Linked DNA regions of Homo sapiens: region 2 is linked to region 1. A link is a loop called in an ENCODE intact Hi-C map of the cell type or tissue named here. Cell type or tissue: dorsolateral prefrontal cortex. All regions are shown on one strand. Each heading gives the region's core, and the rest is flanking DNA. Links, peaks and the distances in the headings are about the cores only. Region 1 overlaps CHST9 (carbohydrate sulfotransferase 9). Region 2 has its middle 60 kb from the start of AQP4-AS1.

Region 1 (16,000 bases), core at 3,964-11,963:
GGAGGGACTTGGGTACCAGGTCATGTACAACTCAGGAAAGAAGGCAGGAGCTCAGCTGCTGGGGGCCTGAAGGGTAAAGCAAGGGCTGATTCAGAAGGTAACAGGGCAATCTTCCAGTGACTGAGGTCACGCAGTCAGTTGAGGATCAGGGGGACTCAGGAGCCACATAGTTCATTTCTGTGAGTTATAGCCATTTAAATATGAGAAAAAATTACCTCTTCCCTTGAGCTAGTAAAATTCCAATAAATTAAAATATATAATTATAGCGCCAGGTGCAGTGATTCACGCCTATACTCCCAGCACTTTGGGAGGCTGAGGCAGGTGGATCACAAGGCCAGGAGTTTAAGACCAGCCTGGCCAACATGGTAAAACCCTGTCTCTACTGAAAATACTAAACCCTGTCTCTACTAAAAATTAGCTGGGTGTGGTGGCGCACACCTGTAGTCCCAGCTACTCAGGAGGCTGAGGAAGGAGAATTGCTTGAATCCAAGAGGCAGAGGTTACAGTGAGCTGAGATTGCGCCACTGAACTCCAGCCTGGGCGACAGAGTGAGACTCTGTCTCAAAAAAAAAAAAAAAATATATATATATATATATACACACACAATTATATCATATATACAAATATACATATATCATATATAATTATATCTATATATATATACACAATTATATAATCACTAGGACCACAAAAATAATATAATTGTGTACATATATACAATTATATATATAATATACAATTTTTTATATATATACACACACACAATTATATTATTTTTGTGGTCCTAGTGGTTATGATTCTGCTAATGATAATGTTTGTCTCTTGCTTATGGATAGCCTTAGCCTGGTGGAGATGACAATATTCTCTGGCCTATGCAAGAAAAGAGGAGGGAATCCCACTTAACGAAAACTTAAGTCATTCTCAAATTTATTCAAATCATACTTGAAAAGGCGGAATGAAATTTAGGGGGATATGTTTTAACTATATAAGCCTTTGCTAATAAAAGATTAAGAAGTATGTGGCTTAGCATCTTTTAATTATTTTTTTCTAGCAACTTGAATATACAATGTTTGAAATCTCTGGTTGGATCAACATTATTTTGCTCAGAGGTTTGTGGACTTTGCATACTGATTCTTTCCTGTTTCCAAGTACATTTGCTTTTAGGCTATTTTTATTCACTTTAAAGGAATTTTAATAACTTTCTGTTGACAGCATGGACAGCTGGTCTTGAGAATTAAAGAAAATTCACTTGCTGACTGAGGAAGGAAGTGACATCAATGAGCTTCTAAAGTCAGCCCAGCGGGGGAAATTGGCTGGTGAGAGAGTAGCCTTTCATTGCACTGTATTTATCGAGCGATGCCTTGAGATGCAAATTGCTGTATCAATCAAACCTGTGGTGCCTACCTCCAACCAACCCAGTGCAAACTGAAGGAACAATGCCCTGAAACACTGAGAATAAAAAGGATGAGGGGTGCAGGAGCCCAGAGGCTAAGTGAATTACGGAGCTCAGAATGCTCTCTCACCAAGCCTATACTTCATTCTCTGTCAAACCTCAGTTTCTTTGTCTAGAAAATGAGTTTTATGGAAACTGTTGGTTGAAGTCAGTCTGTTTCTTTGACAGATGGCTAAGAGGACCAGGTACTAATATAGATAGTGTAGACATGCTATCTCAGTACGTTTGTCCCAAAGAGAGCTATCAATTGCTTTTTATCCCCTACTGAGAGCTATTTAGAAATAGGAATTTTTAGCTGTCATACTTAGCTACTACCTTGATCCTTTGTTTTAAAACCCTGTATTCATTGTTTATAACTACACTGCAAAAAAAAAAAAAAATAGCCAAGCATCAGATCTGGACTTTAATAACGACAATAGCAATCACAATCATCATCGTCATAATAAATGACAATTTTCACCACTATCAGAGAATCTTCTTCTGGAGTTGTAGTTACCTATTTTGCAAAGATAGCTGTGGTGTGAGTAGATTGTGTGTGTATGTGTGGGTTATGTTGGGTGAACAGGCAGGTATGTATGCATATACTCACACCTGTGCAAAAGAAAGGTAGAAAAGTGCCTAGGTACATTTTATGTTTATGACATGAAAAATTACATTCTACTTATTTCTTTCTTTCTTTTTTGTTGTTTTTGTTTTCTTTTTTTAGATGGGGTCACTCTTTGTCATCCAGGCTGTAGTGCAGTGGCACGATCTCCACTCACTACAACCTCCGCCTCCTGGGTTCAAGCAATTCTCCTGCCTCAGCCTCCTGAGTAGCTGGGATTACAGGCATGCACCACCACACCTGGCTAATTTTGTATTTTTAGTAGACATGGGGTTTCTCCATGTCAGTCAGGCTGGTCTTGAACTCCCGACCTCAGGTGATCCACCTACCTTGGCCTCCCAAAGTGCTGGGATTACAGGCGTGAGCCACTGCGCCTGATTCTCAGACATTTCTAGTCTTGACTTTGCCAGGCTATATGATATTTGGCAAATTACTTCACTTCCCTGGCTTTTGTTTTGTCTTTATTGCATAACAGGGATATAAATACTAAATTTGCTTATAGTTGTTTACGTTCTTTGACTCTTAAAAGAATGAGGAGTAATGAAAATTCCCATAGGATTGGCACAGATAAAAAAGAAAGGAAGCCTAGGAAACACGATTCTAGACATCAGCTCTGGGAAGGAATTAATGACTAAGCCCTCAAAAGTAACTGCAAAAAAAAAAAACAAAAAGAAAAATTGACAAGTGGGACCTAGTTAAACTAAAGAGCTTCAAGAAACCATCAACAAAGTAAGCAGATGACCTACAGAACAGGAGAAAATATTTGCAAACTGTGCATTCAAAAGGGTTAATATCCAGAATCTATAAGGAACTTAAACAATTGAACAAGCAAAAACAAACAACCTCATTAAAAAATGGACAAAAGATGTGAACAGACACTTCTCAAAGGAAGCTGTCAGCAAACACAAGAAAAAATGCTCAACGTTACTAATTATCAGAGAAATGCATATCAAAACCACAATGAGATAGCATCTCATGCCAGTTAGAATGGCTATTACTAAAAGTCGAAACAGCACATGCTGGCGAGGCCATGGAGGAAAGGGAATGCTTATACACTGTTGGTGGGAATGTAAATTAGTTCAGCCACTGTGGAAAGCAGTTTGAAGATTTCTCAAAAAACTTAAAATGGAAGTTCCATTCAACCCAGCAATCCCATTACAGGGTATATATACAAAAGAAAGAAATTGTTCTACCAAAAAGACATATGCACTCATATGTTCATTGCAGCACTATTCACAATAGCAAGACATGAAATCAACCTAGGTGCCCATCAATAGTGGATTGGATAAAGAAAATGTGGTACATATACACCATGGACTACTATGCAGCCATGAAAAAATGAAACCATGTCCTTTGTAGGAACACAGATGCAGCTAGAGGCCATTATCCTAAGCAAATTAATATCCAGGAACATAAACCAAATTCTACATGTTCTCACTTATAAGTGGGAGCTAAACATTGGGTACACATGAACATAAAGATGGAAACAATCGACACTGAAGACCACTAGAGGGAGGAGTGATGGAGGTGGGGAAGGGTTGAAAAACTAACTATTGGGTACTGTGCTCAGTATCTGGGTGATGGGATCAATGGTATCCCAAACTTCAGCATCACACAAGATACCCAGGTAACAAACCTGCACATGTATCCCCTGAATCTAAAATAAAAGTTGAAATCATATTAAAAACAGAAAGAAAGGATTCATGTTTGGTGTGGGAACCTGGGAAGACTTCATGGAAGAGACAGCGTTTGATCTGGATAGGACATTAACAGAAGCAGATTAGGGGAACAGTATTTTACCTGGAAGGAAAAGCATGAGCAAAAGCACATCAGGGAATGTCTAAGGAACAGTAAATGGTTGCACTGAACTTAAAGGTGGTCTGTATATTGGCAAAGTAATAAGAGACAAAGCAAAAATTGTATGATGGGCCAGTATCACGGAGGACTCTAGATACTTAAAGAAATATTTTTTGACATAATATTTGTTGAGGGAGTCCTTGAATAATTTTGAGTCAAAGATTGATCCAAATGGTACCCTAGGAAGATTAACCTTGAGGATGGGGGATCCTGGCAAAGAGATGGAAAAGTGTAGATGAATGTAGGGCACATTGTATGAGTAAAATGGATTTGAAGATTCAGATGAGGGGTTAGGATGGGGAAAAAAGGAATAAAAGAGGAGCAAGATTTTAAGCTTGGTTACTTGGGAGAAGATGCTATTAATGCAAAGGTAAAAATAAGGAAATAGGTCCAATTTAAAGAAGTAAGTTTGGTGAGCAACAGAGGAGGTGGGATGATAAGCTCGGTTTAGCATTTATTTGGTTTAAAATACCAGTAAAACATCCCACAGGAGGCAGAAATAGATATCAGGAAAATACCAGGCAGTCTTCTGCAGAGAGATGATGGGGAGAAGAGAGCGTAGAAGACTCTCGAGTTGAAGGGAAATAAATATCAAGATTTGAACTTTGGAAAATGGTTGTATTTTATTTATATTTGAATAATTTGATGTTTCAAATTATTCAACTTAGATAGTGGAATGCAAATTTTACATCATCCATAGTGAATAAGAAGAGACTCCTTCTCTAAGCTACCACAAGGATTTATTCTCAGGAACTAGCAAATTTGAAGTTTGGTGTAAGAGCTTAAGTTCTCACTGGTTGTGGAGTTAAAAGACAATTGCAAGTTTTAGCAGAAGAAAATTAGGCTGATTTCCTTATTTATTAAGCTGAGGCTAAGGAATGTTTAGAATTTATCGGAGAACAACAGAATTGTTTATGCCTAGCATTCCATTATTGGAACGCTAAGCATATGGGAGTTATTTATATCCTACTGCTCAAGGTCATTGCCAAGGTCTGATTGCAAAAATTCAAAAAATTGCAACCTCCAGCATAAATGGGTTAAGGGCAGAGCCCAGGCAGGAGTTAGTGGTGCGATCAGGGCTCACTCTAAACTCTGACTCCTGGGCTTCAGCAATTCTGCCATATCCTTTCGAGTAGCTGGGATTACAGGCATGAACCACTATGCCAGGACTTCTTTCTTCTAATGGAGTATTCTCTTCCTTCTAGTAATAATAATTTTTGCCCATCATATGTTTTATGAATATTTGTCCTAATTTGTCACTCACCTTTACTTGTGTACAATGTTTAGGGAATAAAAGAATATTATAGCAATGGCTAGTATTCAGTAAGCGCTTACAACATACCAGCAACATCGATACATTCTTCACTCAGTTCTCCCAGCACTTCTGTGGGATAAGGCTATTGCAGATGATGAAGAATGAGGCATACAGATACTAACGTGCCTGGAATTGCAGCTGGGAGGTGATGAACTCAAGCCTCACTTCTGAGCCTACATCATTTCCTTTCTGGTTTCTGCTTTCAGTGTCCAGCTTGGAAAGGCACAACTCCGTGCAGCAATTAAAAATAATAAGGTCATATCTGTATGTAAGGCTAGAGAACAATACCTCCATTGTATTTTTAGAACAATGTGTATAACTAATATGTTTTTTAAAGTACATATGATTATATGTAAAGAAGTCAGAGGAGATATACTTTAGCACTTTGTTACACGTTAAGGCCGGGTGGGAAAGGAGTAAGAGTTACTTTTAATTTAAGCACATCTGTTTCCTTTTTTTTTTTTGCCCTTGTGACAGCAACTGGCTCCATTGCCCAGGCTGGAGTGCAATGGTGCAATCATAGCTCACTGCAGCCTCGAACTCTTGGGCTCAGACAATCCCTCCAATTCAGCCTCCAAGTAGCTGGGACTAGAGGCATGCGTCACTGCACCCAGTTAATTTTTTTAATGTGTAGAGATGAAGGTCTTGCTTTATTGTTCAGGCTGTTCCCAAACTCCTGGGCTCAATCGATCCTCTTGCCTTGGCCTCCCAAAGTGTTGGAATTGCAGGTGAAAGCCACTGGGCCTGACCTGCTTTTGCTTTTCAAAACTTTTTTATTAGGAAAAGGTACTGCATCAATTTAAAGAGAACAATGTTTCTGTTTTGGATAAGAAACATGGGTGAGGCTTTGAATATGCTTTTCTTTTTTGCACATTAGGACAGGCGTTCCTTCATTCATCCACTTGTTCAACCATTCATACCTGGTTTGAAAGTCTAGTTTGTGTTGGTCTTGGGCTGGCTACTGGAAATACAAAGGCGAAAGGGTATAATCAGTCCCTCCTCTCAGTCTGGCAGGGAGACACACAGGACAGATTCGGAGTGAGAGTTGCCATAGGAATAAGGCAAAGTCCAGTCTCCATTCAGATGAAGAGGGCCAAAGTTGGCCTGGGGGTGTCAGGAAAAACTGCCAAAAGGCTCCAGCTTTTAAACTGAGACACAGCTTACAGAATTTTCCCTTTCTAGTTCCCATAACTGTTCACACCCACTGACTCTTCCAGCCTGGGGTGTTAATGACTCTCCTGTTACTAACCTGGGGTTACTATACTATCTTCCGTGGTCTGCTGCTCCCTCTACTCCTATCCCAAATTATAGTCTCCTTTTTTTTTTTTTTTGAGACCAAGTCTGGCTCTGTCGCCCAGGCTGGGGTGCAGTGGCGCGATCTCAGCACACTGCAACCTCTGCCTCCTGGGTTCAAGTGATTCTCCTGCCTCAGCCTCCTAAGTAACTAGGACTACAGGCATCTGCCACCATGCCCGGCTAGTTTTTGTATTTTTAGTAGAGATGGAGTTTTGTCCTGCTGGCCAGGCTGGTCTTGAACTCCTGCCCTAAAGTGATCCACCCACCTCAGCTTCCCAAGGTGCTGGGATTACAGGTGTGAGCCACTGCGCTCAGCATTGTAGTCTCTTTCTATATAATCTTTTTTTAACTTATCTCAATCTGAATGTGGCCTCTGTTTCCTTTGGGACATTTACTGATAGTTGGTGCCTTTCACCTGGGGACAGGTGCAGCTGCTGGGAGCTGGTAGAGTAAAGGCTGGTGGCATCACCATCGCCTGGGGTAGTTTGCTTATCACCTGGGTATTGAGATCCAAGGCCGCTTCAGGCAGTATCTCCGCAGGTGTCTGGTATAAATGGGGAGAAAACTGGCAGGTGGTAGGTGATAGATGGTAGATGGTGTGTTTATGAGTCAGGTGGAACAAACTCAAGACCTCTAGAAATCATTCGTGAGATGGGATGAAGCCAGAGAAACAGTTTTGTAAAAGTTTTTTTGTGTATTTGAAACTTTAAAGCTGACATTTTCTGAGGAACACCCATTACTTCGATGAGAAAATTGAGGGTTCAGTAAGTTATTAATTCACCCATTTAGTCATTCGTTCAGAAAATACTGAGGGCATATTATGTACCGGGCACTGTATTGGGCATAGAGTGAATGAAACAAACAAAAACACTCATGGGGTCATATGTGAACCCAAGTCAGTCTGCCTCTCAACATAGAGTTCTTTCCACTGTCTCAAACTGTCTTCTATTAAACATTTGATAAATCTCATTTTTCCAAAACTTGACATGAAGGACTCACTCCTCTGCCATTTCCTGGAACCATGGGCTGCTTTTGCACCTTTTCTTCTAGATGTGCACTTTCCGCTAAGCTTGGCAGGATCTCCAAACTCCTAAACTCTGTGTCCTGGTAAGTCATCACCAGGACTAAACAAACATTAATGTTGGTGCTTATTACTGAGCCGTTGGGTCTATTTTTAAGAACACAAAGAATGAAAAGATTAGCTGCCTACAAGCTCCCCCATCTGTTCAAATGGAAAAACTTCACAGAGCCCTAGGGTGCTGGGCAGCGCAGATTCCAGCTTCTGTTTTTAAGGAGTATTAAAAAAAAAAAAAAAAGGAAACAATTATTTCAGTGTCTCTACAAATGAAAACATCTATTTCAACTCAAAGAATATTTTGTAAAAGTAGAATGTAGTGAGTAAGATCACAAACTTGGGTGTCAGTGAGACTGGGTTCCAGGACTAATTCTTCATTTTAGTAGCCATGTGACTTCAGGCAATTCAATTTCCTTAGCATCCGTAAACCTTGATTTAGCCTTCTAAAATGGAGATTATCAGAGACAATCCCTACCTCTTGAGGTTTTCATGAGGACTAAACGATATCATGCACGTTTCATACTTAGAGTAGTGCAGGTCACATAGTAAGTGCTCAATAAATATAGTCACTACTGTTATATGCATTATCTCTTTCACTTAACACAACCTTAAGAAGGAAAGAAAAAGTGATTATGTAATCTAAATATTTGTAGCCAGGGAAGCAAATAGTTCTTCTTATAGTTTCATAAGAAGAGCATTTTTGATTAATTTAAAGGAAAACCACAGACATTTAAAATAAAAAATAGAAGCAGAACGCTGATGTGGCTAACACAAGTTGGACAACATTTATTAACGTTCTAATGCTTTATAAAAATTGGAGACCAAATAGAAATCCATATAATTTCCTTTATTTTATTGCTCATATCTAACTTAGCCACTAAGAAATTAGTGCAATACTTTATGGATGTTTTCAGAGGCAGCTCTTATAATTTTCAGTTGACGACCTTAACAAGGTATTGGTTACATGAAATGTATGTTCATTCTCAACCGCCCACCTGTTTTATTATTTCTCTCCAGAAACAAATATTTTTCTGGACTTCAAACAAATAGGACTTCAAATTCCTATTTCCCATTTAGTGCATGTTACTTATATCTGCTGCTTTATTTTTCTTGATGTATTTACAATAAGTGAGAAAATCAGATCTAGGCCCAGCTTACAGTTATGGAAGTTCTAGTGTTCTTCAGGGCAGAGCTTCTCAGGCAGCAGACTGTGGGCCGTAAACAGGTATGCCTCTGTATTTGCCCCCTGGCTTCTGGGTCTACCAGTCAGGGCCTGGGCCAGCCCAAATCTCTAAGCTCATTGCCTTCCCACCTCCAGCAGAGCAGTCTTGTCCACTGTGTGTGCTACACAAATACCACCTTCTTCCATGTGTGCTGTGATGTGGGAAAGGATGGAAAACACTTTCTTGGAGAAGGAGGAGCTTTGAGCTGTGCCCTTCCAGAACAAGACTAAAGGAAATGTGCAGGATTGACCCTGTGTTTCAGAGTACAGCAGAAGAAGAGAGCATGAAGCAAACAGGATGAGGAAGAGGTGACATGAGGGACAAATGCACAGGGAAAGGAGCGAAGATGGGAGGTCTTTCTGCCTAGTGGTCAGAAGGAAGGTCAGATGGCGATGGCAGGAGCCTTAGACTAGAAAATAAGAGGGTTTCCTCTGCTTTAATGTCCAGAATCGTGATTTATTTCTTTCCTTCATTATTTGTAGTTGTCCAAAGTGATGAAATTCTTGGGAAGCTATTATGAAAACTATTTACAACTGAATGCATTCCCAATTACAAGCATTGGACCAGCATTTTTTGGGTTTAGAATTTGAGCCGACTGTGAATGGATTATGAGACTCATGTGAGTGTCCCCTGGCTGGTGGGTCATGGCCCGAAGCTGCACTGTGCGGCCTGCAATGTGTTTCATAAAAATACTCAACTGAGGTAGCAAGTACTTGTGCTGGTGGCAGTGTTATTTCCACTTGCAGGAGCAGTGTAGCTCCATAGCAGTGCCATCAGTTTATAACTATGTGAAGATTTGTGTATGAGAACCTCAGTGAACTGACAACACATTACTGATTTACTCCAGTAATGTCCTGTGCTTTTTATAGATTAGAACCCCTGGGAAGCAGGCCATCTGGCTTGCCCTTTAGTTTGACCTGGCCTGTAGCATGGGTTTTGGAATTCACAGACCTAAGTTCAAGTCTGAGCGCTACCACCATTAGCTGAGCAACACTGGGCAACTTATTTAACATCTCTAAGCCACTGATTGCAAATCAGAGAGATGTGATAACAATAAAATTTACTGCATGGTATTGCTATGAAGACTAAATGAATAATGTGTGCCATGTATCTAGAAGAGCTTAACACATGTTCACTCTCCTCTTCACTCCTGCAGCAACAGCAAAAATCATCTGTCGAGTTAAGGGTAAGAAGATCTTATACTAGTAGCATCAGATGCTGAATAAACTCACAGAGATCAGAGCCTCATGGTCAACTGGTAGGCCTAGTGAGGGACTCAGGAAGAAAACATCTCATAGGAGGACAAGAAAGGGTGTCAAAGAAGTAGACATTGAGGAAACAAAAAAACCCTTTGGAACCCTGACTACCATCCAGTGAGACAAGATTGACAATTAAAACAGAATAGACATAATATGATCCATGCCTCAGTTCCTATGCCTAATGTTGCACAGTTTGGCAAAAAGTAAATAGTTTATTCATAATGCTGCTTTTAATTTTCCCAACTAATTGTTTTTATTTCTTTCTAAAGTGTCTGGCAATCCCAATTGATAGACTCAATTGATCATTTAGTGTAGAAAGGGTAAGTTAGGAAAATCCAATCTTGACAACTTTTAATGATTTTTCTGATGTATTAAAAAGGTGGGACACTATAAAACTATGCTTTATATGACAGCTCTTTTAAAAAATCAAGTACAAAGTATAATTGAAAATATTCTTTCATTTTTCTAAAGAAATCTCTTTTAAATTCTTAGAAAAGATCAGGCACAGCAAAAGCGAGTTAAAGCCTTAAAAATATGTTATTGGTGTCTTAGACCCCAAAGCAGAAATATACACTCATTTTAAGTTGCAAGAATAATAATCTAGATCTTTGGGGATTTTAAAAATTTCATCTCTTTGCCTTAAATGATTTTGAAACAAGGCATGAATATAAATAATACATATAGTACTTCTGGATTTAAACGTCTTTGATGAAATGATGATACTGGCTTGGAATCTCTCTCTCTTACTACACACACGTTCATGTGTGCACTTGTATGTGTACCTGTGACATAGCTGTTTAGAATGGTTGGACCTTCAGATGGATTGGCCACAGACCTTTCTGTCATGACACAGCCTTGCCAGTCATTCTTTCAGCTTCCTAGCTCCCCTGGCAGTGGTGGAGAAGATCCCAAGTTGTTATCAACTGAACAAGTGAAGGAAAGTTGGTTATTTTAAGGCACATGAATTATTTTAGGATTTCTGGTTGTCCCTGGCTAAGTTTTTGATGATTACTGGAGATAAGAAAACAATACTTAATTATTACTTTCTTTAAAAAAAAAAAAAAAAAAAGCTCTTGCAGAGTTTCAGAAGATTCTGGAAATTGACATGATTTCCTAATGTTCCAGTTGGTAGATATCTCGGGTTGGCCTGGGGACTTGTCATTTCAGTCTCAGGCAGACACTACAGATACGCTTTTTGGGGGATGGGTCAAAAGGAGAGTGTGACTGAAACACTGAGGGCTTTATTCTTCCTTTTGTGAATTCTAACACTAATCATATTCATCATGAAAGACGTTTCCAATACTGAGAGAGTGTAAGGCAAAAATCAAAAGGGTCACTTCACCCTTAGTCACACCCCCTATGTCTTTAAAAGCAAGAAGACAAATACAAAAATCCTTGTATATGCAATGAAAGCTTTCTGAATGCTATGTAGGAAGCTGCTTATATAAGGGACTGCTTATCTAACATTCTGAAAGTTTATGTTGCATTTACAGGGATATTTATATTTGTCTTTTTGCTTTTTACACGTGTAGTAGGGCCATGGTGTAGATGCTCTTCAGCTACTTGTTTTTTGCTTTTGTATATTACAATATACCTGTATATTGTAAACACCTTTTTGTTGGTCCCTATAGATCTACCTCATTGTTTTCAATAACTGCATTGTATTCTACTGAATAGAAGTCCTATAATTTTGTGGGCAGATAACTATTGTATGTGTTTAGAAATTTCTTATTACAAGCAATTTGTCAATGAAACTTCTTGTAATCTTTGTGTACTCATGCAAGTATATTCTATCGGTTAAATTCTTAGAAGTGGAATTATGTGGCCAAAAGGTGTGTGTGATGGTTAATATTGTGTCAACTTGATTGGATTGAAGGATGCAAAGTATTGTTGTTCCTGGGTGTGTCTGTGAGGTGTTGCCAAAGGAGATTAACATTTGAATCAGTGGACTGGGAAGGGTAGACCCACCCTCAATCTGGGTGGACACAATCTAATCAGCTGCCAGTGCGGCCAGAATAAAAGCAGGCAGAAGAAGGTGGAAAGACTAGACTGGCTAAGTTTTCTGGCCTCCATCTTTCTCCCATACTGGATGCTTCCTGCCCTCGAACATCAGACTCCAAGTTCTTCAGCTTTGGACTCTTGGACTTACATCAGTGATTTGCCAGGGGCTCTCAGGCCTTCGGCCGCAGACTGAAGGCTGCACTATTGGCTTCCCTGCTTTCGAGCTTTGGGGACTTTGGATCTGGCTTCCTGGCTCCTCACCTTGCAGACGGCCTATTGTGGGACTTCACCTTGTGGTCCTGTGACTCAATTCTTCTAATAAACTTTCCTTCGTATATGCATCTATCCCATTTGTTCTATCCCTCCAGAGAACCCTGACTAATACAGTATGGAAATTGAAATTTTTGGTTGTTATTGCTACATGACCAAAAAAGATATATTATATAAGTAATATATATTTACACTCCCACCAACAATTTATGAGAGTTTGTTATTTCACCCACATCCTCTAGGCTTTAGCATTGTCAGACTTTGAAACTGTTGGCATTGCTATCTCATGTTTTTAACCAACGTTTAAAAAAATCATGAGTGAGGTCGGTGCTTTTATGTTTACTAACCATTGGTGTTTATTTTTCTACAGCTTGTCCATTTTCCACACATCTACTTTTTATTTATAATAGTTTTGTTGCACTTTAAAGAAATTAGATACCTGTGTGCCAAATTCTAAATAAGTTTTAAGTCTGCTGTCTTTTGAAGTCATGAAAATTTGTTTGCATGTGTGTGGATGTCTTTAATATGTATATATTCATTAAATATTCTACAATGGTGCATGCATTTCATACCATTTTTAGAAAGGCTTTTCTCAATCCACAGCTGTTTTTTAAAAATGAGCTATTTTCTTCTATGACTTTTACAATTATTTTGATGATTTCTTACCTTATGGTTAAAAATTTGACACATTTGAAATTTATTTTGGTTTAATGTTTGAGGAAAGGATCCAGATATGTTTTTCTTCCAGGTGGCTGGTCAGTTTTGCTCAAAATGTTGATTGAAACATCTATCTTTCTTCTACTGATTACCACTTCACTTACACAAAATCCTCACATGGGTTCAAGTCTATCTACACTCACTCTGTTCCATTGACCATTCTCATTTGAATTTATGCAGTCTTTTTTTTTTTTTTTTGAGATGGAGTCTCGCTCTGTCACCCAGGCTGGAGTGCAGTGGTGCGATCTCGGCTCACTGCAAGCTCCGCCTCCCGGGTTCACGCCATTCTCCTGCCTCAGCCTCCCAAGTAGTTGGGACTACAGGCGCCCGCCACCGTGCCTGGCTAATTTATTTTTTGTACTTTTAGTGGAGACGGGGTTTCACCGTATTAGCCAGGTTGGTCTCGATCTCCTGACCTTGTGATCCACCCGCCTCAGCTTCCCAAAGTGCTAGGATTACAGGCGTGAGCCACCGCGCCTGGCCACGAATTTATGCAGTCTTATATTTTAATACTCTTTACTAGCTAGTCTTCCTTTTTTGATTCTCTCTCTCTCTCTCTGTGTGTGTGTGTGTGTGTGTGTGTGTGTTAAGCCCTAATAATAAAAGGATAGAAGTCTCTATACAGGTTGAAGGTGACCTTGGGTTGTGAGTATATATTTGGCAATTAAGCTCCCAGATAAAGATGAGTTTATTCCACAAAATAGTTCTTGAAAACCGACCGGGCTAGGCACTCTCCTGGGCTCTGCGCACACAGCAATGAATAAGGAAGAAAAGGTTCCTGTTCTTGCTGAGCTTACATTAGAGAGTTGGGGAGGAGCATACAAACAATTAGCAAATAAGCAAATGTATACGGTCTTATTGTGCCATGAAGTGAAATGAAGAAGATAAATTAGGGTGATGAGCTAGAGAGTGAGGGAGGAGGGAGGTATTTTAGATAAGTTATTTGGGGAAGATTTTCTGAGTGACATTTGAGCGTAGCCTTAAGTTAAGCTTCAGTTTATCGTATCTAATTTCTTTCTAAATAGTTTGATCTTGATACTTTAGTGTCTAAAATAGAATTTGTTATATTTCCCTTAAAATCTGTTCCCCTCTGATCTTCACCATTTTGGTCAGTGTTATCATTACATTTCTTGGTCATCCAGACCCTGAAATTTTGGGGCCATTTACTTCTTTGTTTCCTTTCCCACATGACCCATTGGTAGGTCCAGAGCACCTTCTCCAGGGCGTCTCCAGCATGTTTCTTCCTTGGCCATTACCATGGTTGGGTGCCTAAAATTGCCCACAGTGAGATTATCATGTCTGCCTCTAAACCAGTGTCTCTGCCTCCAGTGTCTCCCACTTTCAACCCAGACTCACCCTGCTGTGATGTTAAGCTTCTAAAATACAGATTTCTGATCAAAATCTTTGAGCTGCAAATGGAAAGTATTTTTGCTTATAGAATGACATTAGACTGCTTTATTTCAGATTCAAGATCTTGCAAAATCTGAGATCTGCTCAACTCTCAACTCTTCTTTCCAAATGAATGCTTCCTATCTGCCAGGTACAATTCTAAATGCTGTATGTATTGATTCATTTAAACTACACAACAGCCCTTTGAGGTACGTACTATTATTATTATTATTATTTTTGAGACAGGGTCTCACTCTGTCAGCCAGGCTAGAGTGCAGTGGCACAGTCTCGGCTCACTGCAACCTCTGACTCTGGGGCTAAAGCGATTCTCCCTCCTCAGCCTCCCAAGTAGCTGGGACTACAGTCACATGCCACCACACCTGGCTAATTTTGTATTTTTTGTAGAGATGGGGTTTCACCATGTTGCCCAGGCAGGACTTGAGCTTCTGGGCCCAGGTGATCCTCCTGTCTCGGCCTCCCAAAGTGCTGGGATTATAGGCGTGAGCCAATGCGCCTGGCTGAGGAAGGTATCATCATAATTGCCACCTCATAAATAAGGAAACTGAAGCATGGGGAAGTTAACTGACTCATCTAAAGTCGTGGAGCCAGCACATAGACATCCATCACTGCAATCAAAGAAATCTGGCCTCTACCCATGGTGATATATGTTACCTTCTAATGTTTCAAGATCTATTCCTGCTTGTGTGTGATTGAATGTTGTTCCTTCTGGCAGAAATCTTTTCTCAGCTCTATTTTTGCTTGTCTATGTCCTCAAGGCCCAGCTCAGGTAGCCTCCTATCCCCTTCTCTCACCAGCCTCATCCTCATTAGTGGCTTCCACCCCTGAACTCTCAGGACAGTTTTAGGATGTATCACCCACTACTACACAGTGGAGCAGATGATTCTGAGCACATCTTCTGTTTCTGCAACTAGATTGCAAACTACCTTAAGGTAGACACAGTGGCTTATTCCTCTGGGGCCCTAAGAAAGACCTAACTTGCATAGTAGGTACTTAATGTTGATTGTTGACCATGTCAGTCATAGAACACTCACTCAATGGAATAAAGCTGGTGTCTAGATATTGGTGACAACTTTAGCACATTTAAATTTAAAGTATGCTGTGTAAAAATTTCAGAATAAAGACAGAGAAATTCACTCAACAAACACTTATGGAGCATATGCTGTGCACCTGGCATTGTTGTCAGTACTCAGGAGGCATTCCTGAACATGTGAGACATAGTCAGAATAGACTAGGTTGTGTTGCAATAACAAACAATTGCCAAGTCACAGTGGCTTAAAAGGAAAGGTTTATTCATTTATCATACTCTATGTCCTTTGATGGCTGCCAGGGGAATAATGTTCGAATTAATCACTCAGGGAGCAAGCCCAGTGGAGCAGCTTCCATCTAGAAAGGTGCAGATGCTGTGTCAGAGGGAGGAATGGACGTGGCAGATGTGCTGGCTGCAAAGAGCTCTGCCCGCAGCAGCAGCACGCATCCCTTCTGCTCACTTTCTATTGGCCAAAGCAAGTCACACAGCCACG
Region 2 (16,000 bases), core at 4,086-12,085, 160 kb before region 1:
TCATCTCGGCTGGGCACAGTGGCTCATGCCTGCAATCCTAGCACTTTGTGAGGCCGAGGCAGGCAGATCACGAGGTCAGGAGATGGAGACCATCCTGGCTAACATGGTGAAACCCTGTTTCTACTAAAATACAAAAAATTAGCTGAGCATGGTTGTGCGCCCTTATAGTTCCAGCTACTCAGGAGGCTGAGGCAGGGGAACCGCTTGAACCTGGGAGGCGGAGGGTGCAGTGAGCTGAGATCGCGCCACTGCACTCCAGCCTGACGACAGAGTGAGACTCCGTCTCAAACAAAACAAAACAAAACAAAACAAAACAAAACCAAAACCAGAAATCATCTAAATGTACAAAACTCACTGGTAATAATAAGTACACAGAAAAACACAGAATATTATAACACTGTAACTATGGCGTGTAAACTACTTTTATCCTAAGTAGAAAGACTAAAGAATGAATGAATCAAAAATACTAACCACAACAGCCTTTAAAGACATAGTGCAATAAGATATAAATAGAAACAACAAAAAGTTAAAGAGTGGGGGAATGAAGTTAAGACGTAGAGTATTTATTAGTTTTCTTTTTGCTTGCTTCTTTGTTTGTTTCTTTATGTAAACAGTGTTAAGTTGTTATCAGATTAAAATAATGGGTTATAAGATAGTATTTGCAGGCCTCATGGTAACCTCAAACCATGAAACATACAATGGATACACAAAAAATAAAAATTAAGAACTAAATCATATGACCAAAGACAATTACCTTTACTAAAAGGAAGACAGAAAAGAAAGAAGAGAAGACCGCAAAATAATCAGAAAACAAATATCAAGAAGTCTTTAATTTTCAATATTAACATAGGATGTAAATGGACTAAGCTCTCCAATCAAAAGACATAGACTGTCTGAATGGACAAAAAATCAAGACCTATTAATCTGTTGTCTATAAGAAACACACTTCACCTGTAAAGATACACATAAACTTAAAATAAAAGGATGGAAAAACATATTCCATGCCAATGAAAACCAAAAAAGAGCAGGAGTAGCTATACTTATATTGGACAAAATAGCTTTCAAGACAAAAATTATAGAAGAGACAAAGAAGGTTACTGTATAATGATAAAGGGGTCAATTCAGCAAGAAGGTATAACAGTTTTAAATATATATGTCCCCAAATGCTGGGCACTCAGATATATAAAGCAAATATTACTAGAGCTAAAGAGAGAGATAGGCTCCAGTACAATAATAGACGGAGACTTCAACACCTCATTTTCAGCATTGGACAGATCTTCCAGACAGAAAATCAACAAAGAAATATCAGACTTAATGTGCAGTATGAACCAAATGGACGTAATAGATATTATGGAACATTTCATCCAAGGACTGCAGAATATACATTATTTTCCTCAGCACATGCATTATTCTGAAGGATAGACCGTACGTTAGGTCACAAAACAAGTCTTAAAATGTTCAAAAAAACTGAAATACTATGAAGCATCTTCTCTGACCACAACAGAATAAAACTAGAAATCAGTAACAAGAGGAATTTTGGAAACTGTACAAATACATGGAAATTAAACAATATGCCCCTGAAAGGCCAGTGGTCAATGAAGAAATTAAGAAGGAAATTGAAAAATTTCTTAAAATAAATGATAATGGAAACACAATATCCCAAAATCTATGATACAGCAAAAGCAGTACTAAGAGGGGAGTTTATAGCTATATGTGCCTGTGTCAAAAGAAAAAAGAAGAAAAACTTCAAATAAACAACCTAATGATGCATGTTAAAGAACTAGAAAAGCAAGAGTAAATCAAACCCAAGATTAGTAGAGAAAAATAATAAAGATCAGAGCAGAAATAAATGAAATTGTAATGAAGAAAACAATACAAAAGATCAATAAAACAAAAAGTTGGTTTTTTGCAAAGTTAAACAAAATTGATAAACCTTCAGCCAGACTAAGAAAAAAAGAGAGAGGATCCATATAAATAAAATCAGAGGTGAAAAAGGAGACATTACAACTGACACTGCAGATATTCAAAGAATCACTAATGGCTACTATGAGCAACTATTTGCCAATAAATTGGAAAATCTAGGAGAAATTGACAAATTTCTGGACATATGCAACCTATCAAGATTGAACCATGAATAAACCTAAAACTGGAACAGACTAATAAAGAGTAATGAGATTGAAGCCATGATAAAAATTTCCCAGTAAAGAAAAGTCCTGGACCAAATGGCATCACTGCCAAATTCTACCAAAATTTAAAGAACTAATACAAATTCTACTCAAACTATTCTGAAAAATAGCAGAGGCTATTCAAACCATTCTGAAAAATAGAGGAGGTGGGAATACTTGCAAACTCATTCTGTGAGGCCAGTGTTACCCAGACACCAAAAACAAAGACACATCAAAAGAAAAAAAAAAAAAAAGAAAGAAAGAAAAGAAGAAAACTGAAAACTGCAGGTCAATATCTCTGATAAATAATGATGCAAAAATCCTTAACAAAATACTAGCAAACTGAATTCAACAATACATTAAAAATATCATTCATCATGACCAAGTAAGGTTTATTCCTGGGATGCAAGGATGGTTTGACATATGCAAATCAATCAATGTGATACATCATATCAGCAAAATGAAGAACAAACACCATTTGATCATTTCAATTGATGTTGGAAAAGCATTTGATAAAATTCAACATCCCTTCATGATAAAAACCCTCAAAAAATGGTTATAGAAGAAACATGCCTCAACACAATAAAAACCATATATGACAGACCCACAGCTAGTATCACACTGAATGGGGATAAAATGAAAGCCTTTTTTCTAAAATCTGGAACACACAAGGGTGCCCACTTTTCACCACTGTTATTGAGGATAGTACTGGTAACCCTAGCTAAAACAATCAGACAAGAGAAAGAAATAAAGGACATTTAAATTGGAAAAGAAGAGGTCAAATTATCCTTGTTTGCAGATAATATGATCTTTTATTTGGAAAAACCTAAATATTCCACCAAAAAACTATTAGAACTGATAAACAAATTCAGTAAAGTTGCAGGATACAAAATCAATATACAAAAGTCAGTAGCATTTCTATACCGAAGAAAAAAGTAATCCCTTTTACAATAGCCACATATGAAATTGAATACCTAGGAATTAACTTATCCAAAGCAGTGAAAGTTCTCTATCATGAAAACTAAAGTATTCATGGAAGAAATTGAAGAGGACACCAAAAAAAAAAAAAAAAAAAAAAAACCAAAAAAACCAAAACCAAAAATAAAAAAAACAGAAAGATATTCCATGTTTGTGGATTGGAAGAAAAATATTGTTAAAATGTCCATACTACCCAAAGCAATCTACAGACTCAATGCAATCCCTATCAAAATACAAATGACATACAGAAATGGAAAAAACAGCTCTAAAATTTATACGGAAGCACAAAAGACCCAGAATAGCCAAAACCATCCTAAGCATAAAGAACAAAACTAGAGGGATCACATTACTTGATTTCAAATTATACTACAGAGCTATAGTAACTAAAACAGCATAGTACTGGCATAAAAACAGACAGACACATAGACCAATGGAACAGAACAGAGAACCCAGAAACAAATCCACACACCTACAGTGTACTCATTTTCAACTAAGGTGCCAAGAACAGACATGGGGAAAAGACAGTCTCTTCAATAAATGGTGCTGGCAAAACAGTATCTATATGCAGAAGAAAGAAACTAGATCATCCCTCACCATATACAAAAATCAAATCAAAATGGATTAAAGACTTAAATCTAAGACCTCAAACTATGAAACAGCTACAAAAAAACAAAAAACAAAAAACAAACAAACAAACAAAATTGAGGAAAATATCCAGGACATTGGTCTGGGAAAAAATTTCTTGAGCAATACCCCACAAGCACAGGCAACCAAAGCAAAATGGACATATGGGATCACATCAAGTTGAAAAGCTTCTCCACAGCAAAGGAAACAACAAAGCAAGGAGACAACCCAGAGGATGGGAGAAAACATTTGCAAACTATACATCTGACAGAAATTAATAACCAAATTTTTTCTCTATAGGGAAAAAAATCTAATAACCTGAGCTCTTCATATGAAAAAAAATCTGATAATCTGATTAAAACATGGGCAAAAGATTTGAAGAGACATTTTTCAAAAGAAGACATACAAACGGCAAACAGGCATATGGAAGGGTGCTAAACATCATTGATCATCAGAGAAAAGCAAATCAAAATGACAATGAGATATCATCTCACCCCAGTTAAAATGGCTTATATCCAAAAGACAGGCAATAACAAATGCTGGCGAGGATGTGGAGAAAAGGGAACCCTCGTGCACTGTTGGTGGGAATGTAAATTAGTACAACCACTCCAAACAACAGTTTGGAGGTTCCTCAAAAAACTAAAAATAGAGCTACCATATGACCCAGCAATCCCACTGCTAGGTATGTACCCAAAAGAAAGAAAATCAGTATATTGAAGAGATATTTGCACCCTCATGTTTGCTGCAGCACTGTTCACAACAGCCAAGATTTGGAAGCAACTGAAGTGTTCATCAACAGATGAATGGAAAAAAAAAGTGTAGTACTTACACACAATGGCATACTATTCAGCTGTATAAAAGAATGAGATCTTTTCATTTGCAACAACATGGATAGAACGTAAGGTCATTATATTAAGTGAAATAAGCCAGGCACAGAAAGACAAACATTGCATGTTTTCATTGATTTATGGGATCTAAAACTCAAAACAATTGAACTCATGGAGACAGACAGTAGAAGGATGATTACCCCGAGGCTAGGAAGGATAGCAGGGGTGTGGGGAGGAGGTGGAGATGGTCAAAATATACAAAAACAATAATTAGAAGGAATGAACAAGACCTAGTATTTAACAGCCCAACAGGGTGGCTACAGTCAATAATAATTTCATGGTACATTTTAAAATAACTAAAAGAGTGTGATTGGGTTTTTTGTAACACAAAGGATAAATGCTTGAGGGGATGGATACCCCATATTCCATGATGTGATTATTACGCATTGCATGCCTATATAAAAGCATAGTTTGTACCCCATAAATATATACACATAGTATGAGTACATGAGATGCTTTGTAACCACAAAAATTAAAAATAACAAATTAGAAATAAAAACAAAGTAAAATAAAATAAAATTAGGACCATTGATCCTGACAGTACAATAGATATATCTGGGAAAATTTAAAAAAATACTGTTGTCTAGACTCCGTCTTTTACAACTAGGATCTCTAGGAGTGGGAGTAAGCCAAGCGGCAATACACAATAGTAGTGCTTTATAATAGGAAGAAAGTGTGAGTCACCATGTTGAAGATGTGTACAAATGTTTGAGGAACTAACACAGGTCCAGAAACTTCTAACCTTCTTACCTGGATTTTAGATATGAAACTATCCCCCTTTGAGTTGTTGTTACCTATTTATTGTCCATTATGAGAAACCTCTTTATTGACCACAATTATAATAATGAATTTATCAAGGACCAAAACGGCCTGAAGTCTAAGCTAAAAACAAAAAAGGTTGAAAAGGGAAACAATCCCAAGGTAGACCCCAATAGTGCCTTTGAAGTGGCTGACAACTCATAAGCCCAGAGCCACAGACTTTAAGCCACAGCTCTTTGAGCTCATGGGAGACACAGCTTAGGCTCCAACAGCCTACTTTTCCTCTCTGGAAGGCAGGAAAACAAGCTCTGGCTTGAAGAAGCACACAGCAATGAGGTGGTCGGCCTTTTTCAGCATGTCCCAATTCAGCCTCTGTGGCTCAGCCAGGCCCTGGCAGCCTAAGGCTCTTTCTGGAAGTTGGGTAACAAATCAAGTTGGGCTGCAGACAGCTGCAGGCAGAGGCCATCCCACAGCACCCTACACTCCCCTCTCCCTACACTGCTTCCTCTTACTTATTGGCAATACCAGCCATTATTTCTAACCAAGGTATTATTTTTCTTAAATATAATTTATCCTGCCTTTGAGGATGTTGTATAAAAATTTATTAATATGTGGTTGTGTGATGTCACCATGGATCTTGCATATGTAGGGAGATTTGCTTGGTTTACAAGACATCCAGAATTTAAAAAATGACTGGCAGTGATCTGAGCATTTAGCTTTTACCAATGTGGCGAGGGACAGCTGAAAGTGAAAGGATAAAATGCCAACTTATGGTTAAATTGCTTGATTTTGTGTCCTTCAATCTCATCATCTCACCACTTTGAGGCAGCAAATTTAATGCCATTACAATTGCTATTAAAGCATTTGCATAGATAATCCTATAATAGAAAGCAAATATCATTATGTCTCCTTTCACAGTTTTGCTTCAATGATTCCTTGCCAAAAACCAGCTCCGTCACCCTCTTGGTTATCCTCCATGTCCTCAAACTTAATATTTTAAAAATTTATTTTTAATATATTTTTATTGTATATATCTAAGATGTACAACATGATGTTTTGATATACATATACATAGTGAAATGATCACTACAGTCAAGCAGATTAAAATATCCCCCAAACCAAAATTTTTACACACACATACACATCTAATGTAAAAAAAAAAATCCAGGATGGCTCATGCAGAAATCATTTACTTTTAGCACCTGCCAAGGGGTGGAGCTGCAGAACCACAGACTACCAGGAGACTGCTTTTTCTGTCCCATCAGAACAGTATTTTTTTTTTTCAAATGATTTAGGAAGACCCACCTTCCATTACTTTTCCTGATGAAGTGTGATATTGGGTTTTTAGCCCTTTGTTTTCTCTGGTAATTTTACCCTGATTCCAAATGTGGTGTAAATTCCTTAACAATTCACCTCTTTGATGTAAGATCTGGGTAGAGAGAGCATACTTGGGGGCGCAGCCTTCAAATAACACATCTTGATGAGACGTGTGCATAAAATGCAAAGAAGAAATAAGTGGCCAGAGAAAATGATGGTGCAGAAAATGTGTTTCTTAAAGAAGGGTTGTTAATTTTAATGTTTGGTTCTAAAACTCTTTGCTGCACCCCCATTTAACAGCTAAAACATAGGACTCAGGGAGAAAATGAAGGTGTCGGGAAATTTAGGCTGAAATTCCTGGGTTGGAAGGAGCACAGTAAATGAAGCCCAGCCTTTTTCGTGTTTTATATTCATTAAGCATAGCAATGTACTGATAACGTTTTTTAAGCTGTCATTACATCTAGTTGATATTTAATCTGAATTTTAATATTTAAAAGGATACTCAGGATCTTCATTAGAGCCATAAAAAATTCAAGCAGGGCTACTGTTTGGAACTGTAACAAAGCAATTTATACTCCTATCATTTCACTTAAATTAGAGTGAGGAAAGAAATTTAGATTTTTTGAAAAGTGCAATCAGCCTCTTAAATAAAAAAGCAACTGGTGTCACCATTAGGTGGCAGGCACACTGCAGCCAGCTGTCACTTAGGCTGGGTGGAAGCGAGCCTGGACACCAAGGCAGAAATTCCTGGTCCCTTTCCTGGATCTTTCTTTCAGTCATTTAAGCTTGCAGAAGACAATGTGCATGGAAACCAGCAGCAGGCATTTTAATGCACCTTTGACACTGTTTCAACATTTGGTCTTCAGCTGCATGGACTGCTCATTCAGCTTCTCTTTGCCCTCCTGTGGTGTCTGAGCTGGCTAGCCCCTGCTGCTTTAGTTCTTTCAGCTGTAGGATTTTCATCACATGTGCATGTCAGAATCTGCACTGGGTTTGGACTGAAGACTCTGTCTTTTGTATTCGCTCCATTTCCAGTGGGTCAGGAGAATTAGTGTAATGGGCTGGTGTGTTTTATAACAAATGCCATTCTAGAATTCCATCCTTGTCGTCTAATGTTTGGGCAAAAAGTAGAAAAGAATAGCTAAAAAATGAAATCATGGTAATTGCTAGGACTCTCAGCATCTGCTAATGTAATACTTTTCCTTTAATTATGTCCCATAATATGTAACCTTTACTTTCTCAGGTCACACCGGCTAGAGGGACAAATTGCAAAGTGCAGTTTACAATCATAAGGGTGGCAATAACAGTCTTTGGTTTCAGATCCTCCACCCAGCAGAATCTAAGGGCGAAGTCCCTGAATTCCCCATCCTACTCCTGACAGTTTTTGGCAGCACAGGCTCTTCTCCTTGGAGGCCATTACAGTTTCTTTTTATTATACCTGGCACTATTCACTCTGATTTCTCACCCAAAGAAGAGACACCTGTGCTGCCCACGCTGGCCCTGCCTCTCCTGCTGTTATTAATATTTTGTTGAGCCCATCACTCCTATGGCAAAAGGTACTCTTGCTGGGCTCCCAGCAAGAGGCTGACCTTGGATTTTTAGTATTTTATAGTTCTCCGACTCTAGGAATTTGGAATGCATTCCCCTGAAGCTGGATTGGAGAAGATTTAAGTAGCAGCACCAATGATCAAATCCAGAAATGTTCCTTTCCACCAACAGGCAAATTATACTCCAGAATAAAGCCCTGGACTCTTGAATCATGACCTATTCTTCCTCTAGCGGTACAGCTTGGGTTCAGATATTGGACTTTCCGCTTCGTAGGAGTGTGGCCTTGGATAAGGTAACTTCTCTCTGCCTCAGTTTTCTCATATGTAATATAAGGGCAATCACAGGATCAACTTCCTAGAGTTGCTGTGAGGATTAGATGAGTTAATGCATGTAATGGGCTGATAGTGCCTGGCTCATAGCAAGCACATAACCAATGTCAGCTATTAGTATTATTAAAAAATTTTGATCTATGTATTCCGGGGACTGACCACTAGTTTCTATTTTTTCCAAAGAGGTAATTGAGATTTCATGCCCAGGGTCTCTGATGTTTTGCCCCAGTATACCAGAATGCTAGAATAATGAGGGCAGCTTTAGGTTGCTATCTCTACCCTCTCACCCCTCACTCTGGAAAGTTCCATGAAATAAACATGTTTTTAAAAAAAGTTCTGATATGAAAATTACGATTGATCTGATGCCAAGACTGGCAAGTAAGAGTAAAGCCCTCAGAGTTTGCTTTGTATTTGGCAGTCTAGTTAGACATTAATGTATTTATATTTTAGCCATCAATCTCCCTTTCTCCTTAAAAGTACTTCAAGTTTCTTTTGGGGAAACTACCTTCCTTCCTTCTCAGCCCTGTGTGATTGGGTAAGATTGAACCTACCCTGGTTCCAGAGTGGCCCCTGATTGGCCAATGTCAGGACCATCCCATCTGCTCTGGCCCTGTGATTGGCTCATTGAAGGATCTGTAACAAATCAGGACCATAGAGACTTGAGGAGCTATTTGCTGGGGTTTCTGGGTAAGGAAAATGTAGCACTTCTTCCAAACGCTATAGGAAGAGACTCCTCCCTTCCTCTGCCTGAAGAAGCCTGAGAATGTGAGATCTGGAGTGAGGCAGCTTTAGGAGCAAGTCAGCCCAACGGCGAGAGATGGAACTTAGCCCTGGGCAATATCTTTCCAGTTGCTGGATCCAAACTCACCGCATCTTCCTCCAGCCTTCTCAGCTACGATTCAACAAATATCCTTTATTAATTTAGTCCGAGTTGAGGGTTTTTGAGTGTGTGTGTGTGTGTCACTTGCAGCATAAATGGTGTGTCCCTACTGAAACGCTGCATTACAGTTAAAACATTCCTATGGCAAACAGAAACCCTTCATGATTTCAGAAGATAAAACTTGTAAACTATTCTTGCTATCTCATTTGGATGTAGACGTCTAAAATGTTGAAAAATTTCAAAGCTTTGGGTACTTACATATGACCTCCCTTGATGTACAAACCCAGAGTGGAATCATCTGTTAAATTGAATTTCCAGAAAGGGGTTCCATCTATCAATTAGGAAATGGCCTTTTTTTTTTTTGCACTTTACCAATTTATTGTAATTGAGTGCTTGGTGCATAGCAAGTGCTCATGGAATGTTTAAGAAGTGGAGTTTTCTGGTTATACTTGAATTTCTGATTAATTGAAAGTTAATTAGAAACTCTCCCCCCACCACCTACCATTTCCTCTCTTTAGAAAATCTTTGTAAAATGTATGAGTGCACTCTTTCCTTAGTAATTACAGTATAGTGAGCATAATTGCATTTTTGATGATTAAGAATTTTACAGTGCCTGAGGGTTGCCAGTCAGACTATAAATTCTCATTGTAGGATATTTTACATGGAGAAGTTGCAGGAAATTGGGCTAAATATGGATTGATCCTGGGACAGTCTCTAGAAGTTTATTTTCTAAAAACTTGAATATCTATTAGTTTTCATTGTCCTTTAAATTTTTCTTCAAATTTTTTTTTGTGCAAAAGTTTAATCAGAATTTTGATCAGCTAGATTTGGGTTAAGAAAAAATTTGCTATGTTTTTTGTTAAATCATTTGAATGCTGGTATCAGTAATGGTACAGTGAAATTATTCACGTGGGGCAAGATTGGAGGTGTGCATTACGCGAAGGGTGGGATAAAAGAACCTGACAGCGTTATGAGTTTCAATGAGGAGGTTATGTTAGGATTAACTTCGATTGTGCAAGTTTACTGTTGACTGTAAATTCAAGGAATGAGGGGATGTCAATGTCAGGGCATCCAGCAAGTAGGAATTATCTTCCATTTTTGTCCTGTTTCTTTTGTGGAGAAATGGCCCTGCATGTTCAGATCTTCCTATATCCTGTGGCTGAAGCCACCATTGGTGGGTTAATGTAGAGGTTGATATAGAGGGAACACATCAGGCAAGTACATATTGTTCATGGCAATCTTTTCTCTAGATTCATCTTTTTGAGTCTCTTTCACCAGTAGACTGATCAGCTGGAGGTGATTTAGGAATATGGGATCAGGGCCATAAATCTTTCTATTCCCATCAAAGATATGACTAACAGCTAGAGTCAGGGGTCTAAAGGGGATGCCACACCCCATGTAGTTATCCAAGAAAGTGGCAGGCTAACCATTAATGTGTGACCAGGGATGGGATGCAGAAATTGTTGGTCAAATCAAGAGGGTGTGAAGGGCCATATTGGTGTCCAGGAAGGAAACATTAGGTTGCAGAACATGGCAGATGGTAGTGGGTCCTCCTCTTTGTCTCAATACCCTTAACGTCTCAATTCCCTTCTTTTTACCCCTTCTTCCAATGCCTTCTCATCTTCAAGAGGTGATATTTTGGCACTGTTCAGAAACTGGCATTGGACAAGTTAAAAGTATGTTTTTGTATTATTTTCCACCAAGTTTGTCCTTTACTAGGGTTGTCTTTAAGTGTTGCTGTTACTGACCTACTGTCTGCAGGGCCTGTGCCTTGAGTTGTGTATGTAGTAGTGAAGAATTAAGCTTGAGTTTGTGAAACTCTCTCACCAGTCTCCCCTGTGAATCTGGCTTTGCATTTGTAGGAAAATTATGGGGGTTTCCCAGAAGACTATGTATTTCCTGGAAGACTGATGAGATTGAGAGAGTTCATGACCAGGGTACTAACTCCTCTTCATGCAAAGGAAACTGTTTATTTTATTCTATTTAAAAATCAGGTTTAAACCTCAGTCACTTCTCATTAGCATCATTCTATGTATGCTCAGTTCAGTTATAGACAAAATATTTTACTACCCAGCCAATTCAGCCACAACTGGAATGAGCACTGTGGGGATTATATGGATGAGTTAGATAAAGTCTAAGAGCTCCTGGGGCTCAAAGTCTCACAGAGGCATTTAGTGATTCTAACATGAGAAAACTGTGAAACATGCCATAATGAAAGTATGAATGGATTTCATTGAGAGAAATAAAGGAGAGAGAGGACGCTCCAATTAGGAAGATGCCTTGGAGTAGAAGGAATTAGAGTCAGGCCTTGGAGGAGGTATAGAACCATAATGGCCATGGCCCATAGTCAGGGCATTTCAGGGGGAAGGGATGGCCCAGATGTATGCACAGAGGCTGAAGGGAGTAGAACCTGCTCTAGGGCAGATAATAATCCAATGAGGTTGGGCTAAGGGTGTGTGGAAGTCAGGTAAGAAAAGGGAGTATGGTTTCAGTAAGATTGGAGATGGAGGCTGCTGTTTTATCATGGATGGCGTGACTACCACAGTAGGGGATGATGAAAAGTCAGCATTGTTTTTGAACAAGAAAGTTGTTGAGATTGTTACGTTTTAGAAAGACAATTCTGGGGGCAAGGTGGAGAGTAGGTGGCATGGGTGAGGGTGGAGGACAGGACAGACGAGCTGGAGTGTCCAGTCACGAAGGTACAGCAATTATTCAGATGAAAACTCATAAATCATGACCTAGGAAAGTGATCATGGGAAGGAAAATGAGGCCATGGACTTGGAAGATGTCAGGGCCCACGGAGAGGGAAGTATGAATAACTCTGAGGTTAAATGAGATTGGGAACATAAGGGAAGTAAGAAAGGAGAACAAAGTTTACTTTTAGTAAGAAGATGAAGGCCACGCGTGGTGGCTCATGCCTCTAGTCCCAGCACTTTGGGAGGCCAAGGTGGGAGTATGACTTGAGCCCAGGAGTTCAAGACCAGCTTGGGCAACATGGTGTAAACCTCTAAAAAAAAAAAAAAAAGAAAGAAAATTCAAAAATTAGTGGTGTATGCCTCTAGTCCCAGCTACTCAGGAAGCTGAGGTGGGAGGATCACCTGAGCCCAGGGAGGTGGAGGCTGCAGTGAACCAGAAGCAGGACACTACTGCAGCCTGGGTGACGAAGTGCAACCTTGTCTCAAAAGAGAGAAAAAAAGATGAATAGCTCATTTTTGAATATGCTGAAGTTTGAGTGTGTACATGTTCAGCCTGAGAGGTGAACTTGCTCTTTGAGAGCTGGGATATGTCTCATTCGCCTTTGTAGCCTTAGCACACAACAAGGCATTTATTTAATTATTCGTTTATTCATTTATTCATTCAACCAATATTGATTAAATGACTACTCTGTATCAGGACCTGGCATGTAATAGGAGCTGAATAATTGTTTGCTTAATTGAACTAAACTAACTTTTATGGATCCTCACCTAGTTAAGTTGTCATTCTATTGAGAACTTCTACTTGGTAGACTTTATTTGGTAGGACCGTTAGTTTAATGGGGACTGGGTGAAGGAGTGGAAGCATAATGATAACTGTTTCATAGGAGGGGGAGTTAATGACTTGTACCTGCAAGGACCAGATCATGGGCTTACAATGGGAGTTCAGCCTGCCTTCCGCTGTGTGCCCCAGCTTTGAAGTAGACAACACAAAAGTCTTGGGGAACTTATTTATAGACATTTTCCAAAAGCAGAGGGAAGGATGGAATGGGTGGGTTGCATGAGTCACTTAGGTATTCCTGCCTAAATCAGAACCCTGTACTTCATAAGATTAACCGTATTCATGCCTCTTTTTTTGTATGATTTGTGTATTTTCTTCATACTTTTAAGTTACATTTTTCCTTAGGTGTTGACATTTTTCAAAATTTCAGTCTGTCTTTCTTATGCGAGTGAAGGAAAACAAAGCCATCTTTAGGTGATTCGTTTCTATTTTGGGTTGGAATTTTATGTGGAGAGTAACATACTACCCAGACTAGGTATTGTGGTGTCAGGGTCCTAAAGAAGGAATATGCACTAGGGAAAGTGTAGGGAAAAGTCAGGCTCAGCTGCACAGAATCCTTTTCTACGAGGGAAGTTCTTTTCCAGAGGTCTTTTCTCGGGCATTGGAGATGTTGTGTAGCGTGGTGATGGGAGTCAGGGTGCTGGATTGGAGTAATCCTGATCCTGATTATATGTACTCATGCAAATGATTCATTCTTTTAGGCGTCCATTTTCTCATCTATAAGAGAGATAATTATACCTGATTCACCTTCTAACATGCTAAATGATTTGCCTAATTACTGTGTTATTTTTTATCCCCCCTAGAATGTTAGCTTCTACAGATAAAACTGGGGCAGAGTTTTATTTGCATTGATCCCTGTGTATCCCATGTGCTGGGGACATGGTTACCTTGGAGGTAATTTCAAGGCAAAGGAAGTAGAGGAAGTGGGAGGAATAATTGGGGTGGTAAAAGGACAATATGTTCCTGAAAGTCAATGTAGAAAGGGGTTTCATGAAGAAGATGGCAACAGGGCTGGATACTGAGGAGAGACAGAAGGGAAAATCCAAGGATAGGTCTTTGGATTTTGTAATTAGGAGGATACTGGTGCCTTAGAGAAGCCAAAAGCCATTGAAAAACCCAATAGTCAGTGATAAGAAGGCTAAAGAGATGGAAGGATGTGGTGACAGTGAGTTACAGCAACCCTTTCCAGAAGCTCAACAAAGAAGAGGAGCGGGATGGGACTTAATCTTGATGACAAAAAAGGTTCAAGGGAAGAGTTGTATTTTTATAATTTATTTATTTTTATTTTATTTTATTTTATTTTATTTTTTTGAGATGGAGTCTCGCTCTGTCACCCAGGCTGGAGTGCAATGGTGCAATCTTGGCTCACTGCAACCTCCAGATCCTGGGTTCAAGTGATTCTCCTGCCTCAGCCTCCTGAGTAGCTGGGATTACAGGCACACGCCACCACACCAGCCAATTTTTTTTTTTTTTTCAGTAGAGACAGGGTTTCACCATGTTGGTCAGGCTGGTCTCAAACTCCTGACCTCGTAATCCTCCTGCCTTGGCCTCCCAAAGTGCTGGGATTATAGGCGTGAGCTACCATGCCTGGCCAAGAGTTGTATTTTTAAACCAAGGAAGGAAGGTGCCCAGGGGCAGGGAGAGGCGGAATATGTGAGGAGAGGCAATTATTATTAAGTACCCGAGGAGGGAAAGAGTGAGATAAAACCCTGAGGGAAAAGGTTAGTCTCAGAGGACACTTCTGGTTGAATGTGATTAAAAGGGGGAAAACCATGAGAAGCAGGGAGATTGGAAATTTAAGAGAGAATAATTAAAGGGTTCAAATTGAAGTCATCTAGCGTCTCAGTGAAGTAAGAACCAGATAATATGGCTGTAGTTTGGTGAGGACTTGCAAAGGGTAGAAAAGTTTTCAAAGAGCTATACAGAGAATCTCAATAGGGATCAGTATACATAATTGATGAGATGGCTCAGTGGACAGAGACAAGTGGAATTAGATGGCATGGACATGCTGCAGATCCCATCTACTCAGTTATGTGAACTTCCCCCTCAGTAATGCTCTGTATTCAAAATGGGGCTCAAAAGCAAAATGGCTGACTCGAAGAATGTGAGATTAAAAATTAGAAGGGAAAGTATGAAGGTGGGTAAACGGGTCCTGGAAAACCACGATCTTATTGAAAGTATGACTGAGAAAATGGACAAAAGTAGTAGAGGATTCAGCGATAATGTAAAGATCAAGGAATTGAAAGCCCTGAAGACAAAGACTAGATTCAGCAGCAGTGAGAGGGATGGAAGAGGCATAAAGTTAGGTGTGTTTATCTGATTAAATCATTCTTTTTGTTTTCAGAAAAGAAATGTGGAAGTAATGAAGTTGGAATTTATGGATTATTCCAATGAAAGCAGTCCTTTGTCCTTTTTGGCACACAAGTATGCGTTACTGTTTCTGGGTGATAATAACTTCTAGTTAGACTAGAAAGAGCTGAAGAAAGCATTTTTCTACATCAATGTGTAACAATGAGAAGAGGGAGGTGGGGAGTAGGGGTGGGGGATAACGTCAGTCCTCATCTCAATCATTATGATCATGGAAATTAATTGTTGGGAAGGGAATCTCGAGTTGAATTTCCCCTGAAGTTCTTTTCCAGACATATGCTAAGTTATAGCAGGGTTTATTCTAAGTAGCTTTTATTTCCTCTTTCTTCATCTGTAGCAGAAATTAAAAGAAGTGTCTTTAATAGAAAGCAAGATGCCATCTTATTAGTCATGGTGCCCTAAATCTATTAGCTTTGAGTAGGCAAAGTGGCAGTGATTCTGATATGCCTGACATTGTCCAGTCACATTTCTAACAGCATTTAAGGAGGTGGTCAAAGTCATGTATCTCTTTTGACCTTGGTAAAAATTAATAGTGTAATGCCTAGTCTGCCTGTATCTAAAACCCATCTACAAAAAAGTGATAAAGCAGCCCATGTTCTCAAGGAAGAGGAT

What was found. Hi-C counts contacts between places; a loop is a spot of excess contacts. Peaks named below come from ENCODE experiments on the same cell type or tissue, not always from the same donor. Only the 100,000 strongest peaks of a DNase experiment are listed, where the experiment ranks them.
Region 2: it touches region 1 in a loop (2.8-fold over the local background); 41 of 110 quality-filtered maps call a loop at or near these places.

Annotation. Positions count from the first base shown.
Region 1 is chr18:26,955,749-26,971,748 of GRCh38, forward strand. The region is part of intron 4 of CHST9 (carbohydrate sulfotransferase 9); the gene reads right to left. LOC124904275 (a long non-coding RNA gene) reads left to right here and starts at 14,535. Exons shown (of 2, transcript XR_007066323.1): 1 at 14,535-14,610. RefSeq lists enhancers at 812-1,399, 1,400-1,986. In dorsolateral prefrontal cortex, for the core only: a CTCF peak has its summit at 7,752; no DNase peak of the experiment used is centred there; H3K27ac peaks cover 1,689 bases.
Region 2 is chr18:26,797,209-26,813,208 of GRCh38, forward strand. No RefSeq gene overlaps it. Among named protein-coding and RNA genes, the nearest start is that of AQP4-AS1, 60 kb to the right of the region's middle. In dorsolateral prefrontal cortex, for the core only: CTCF peaks have their summits at 7,409 (motif pointing right) and 7,610; a DNase peak (open chromatin) is centred at 7,433.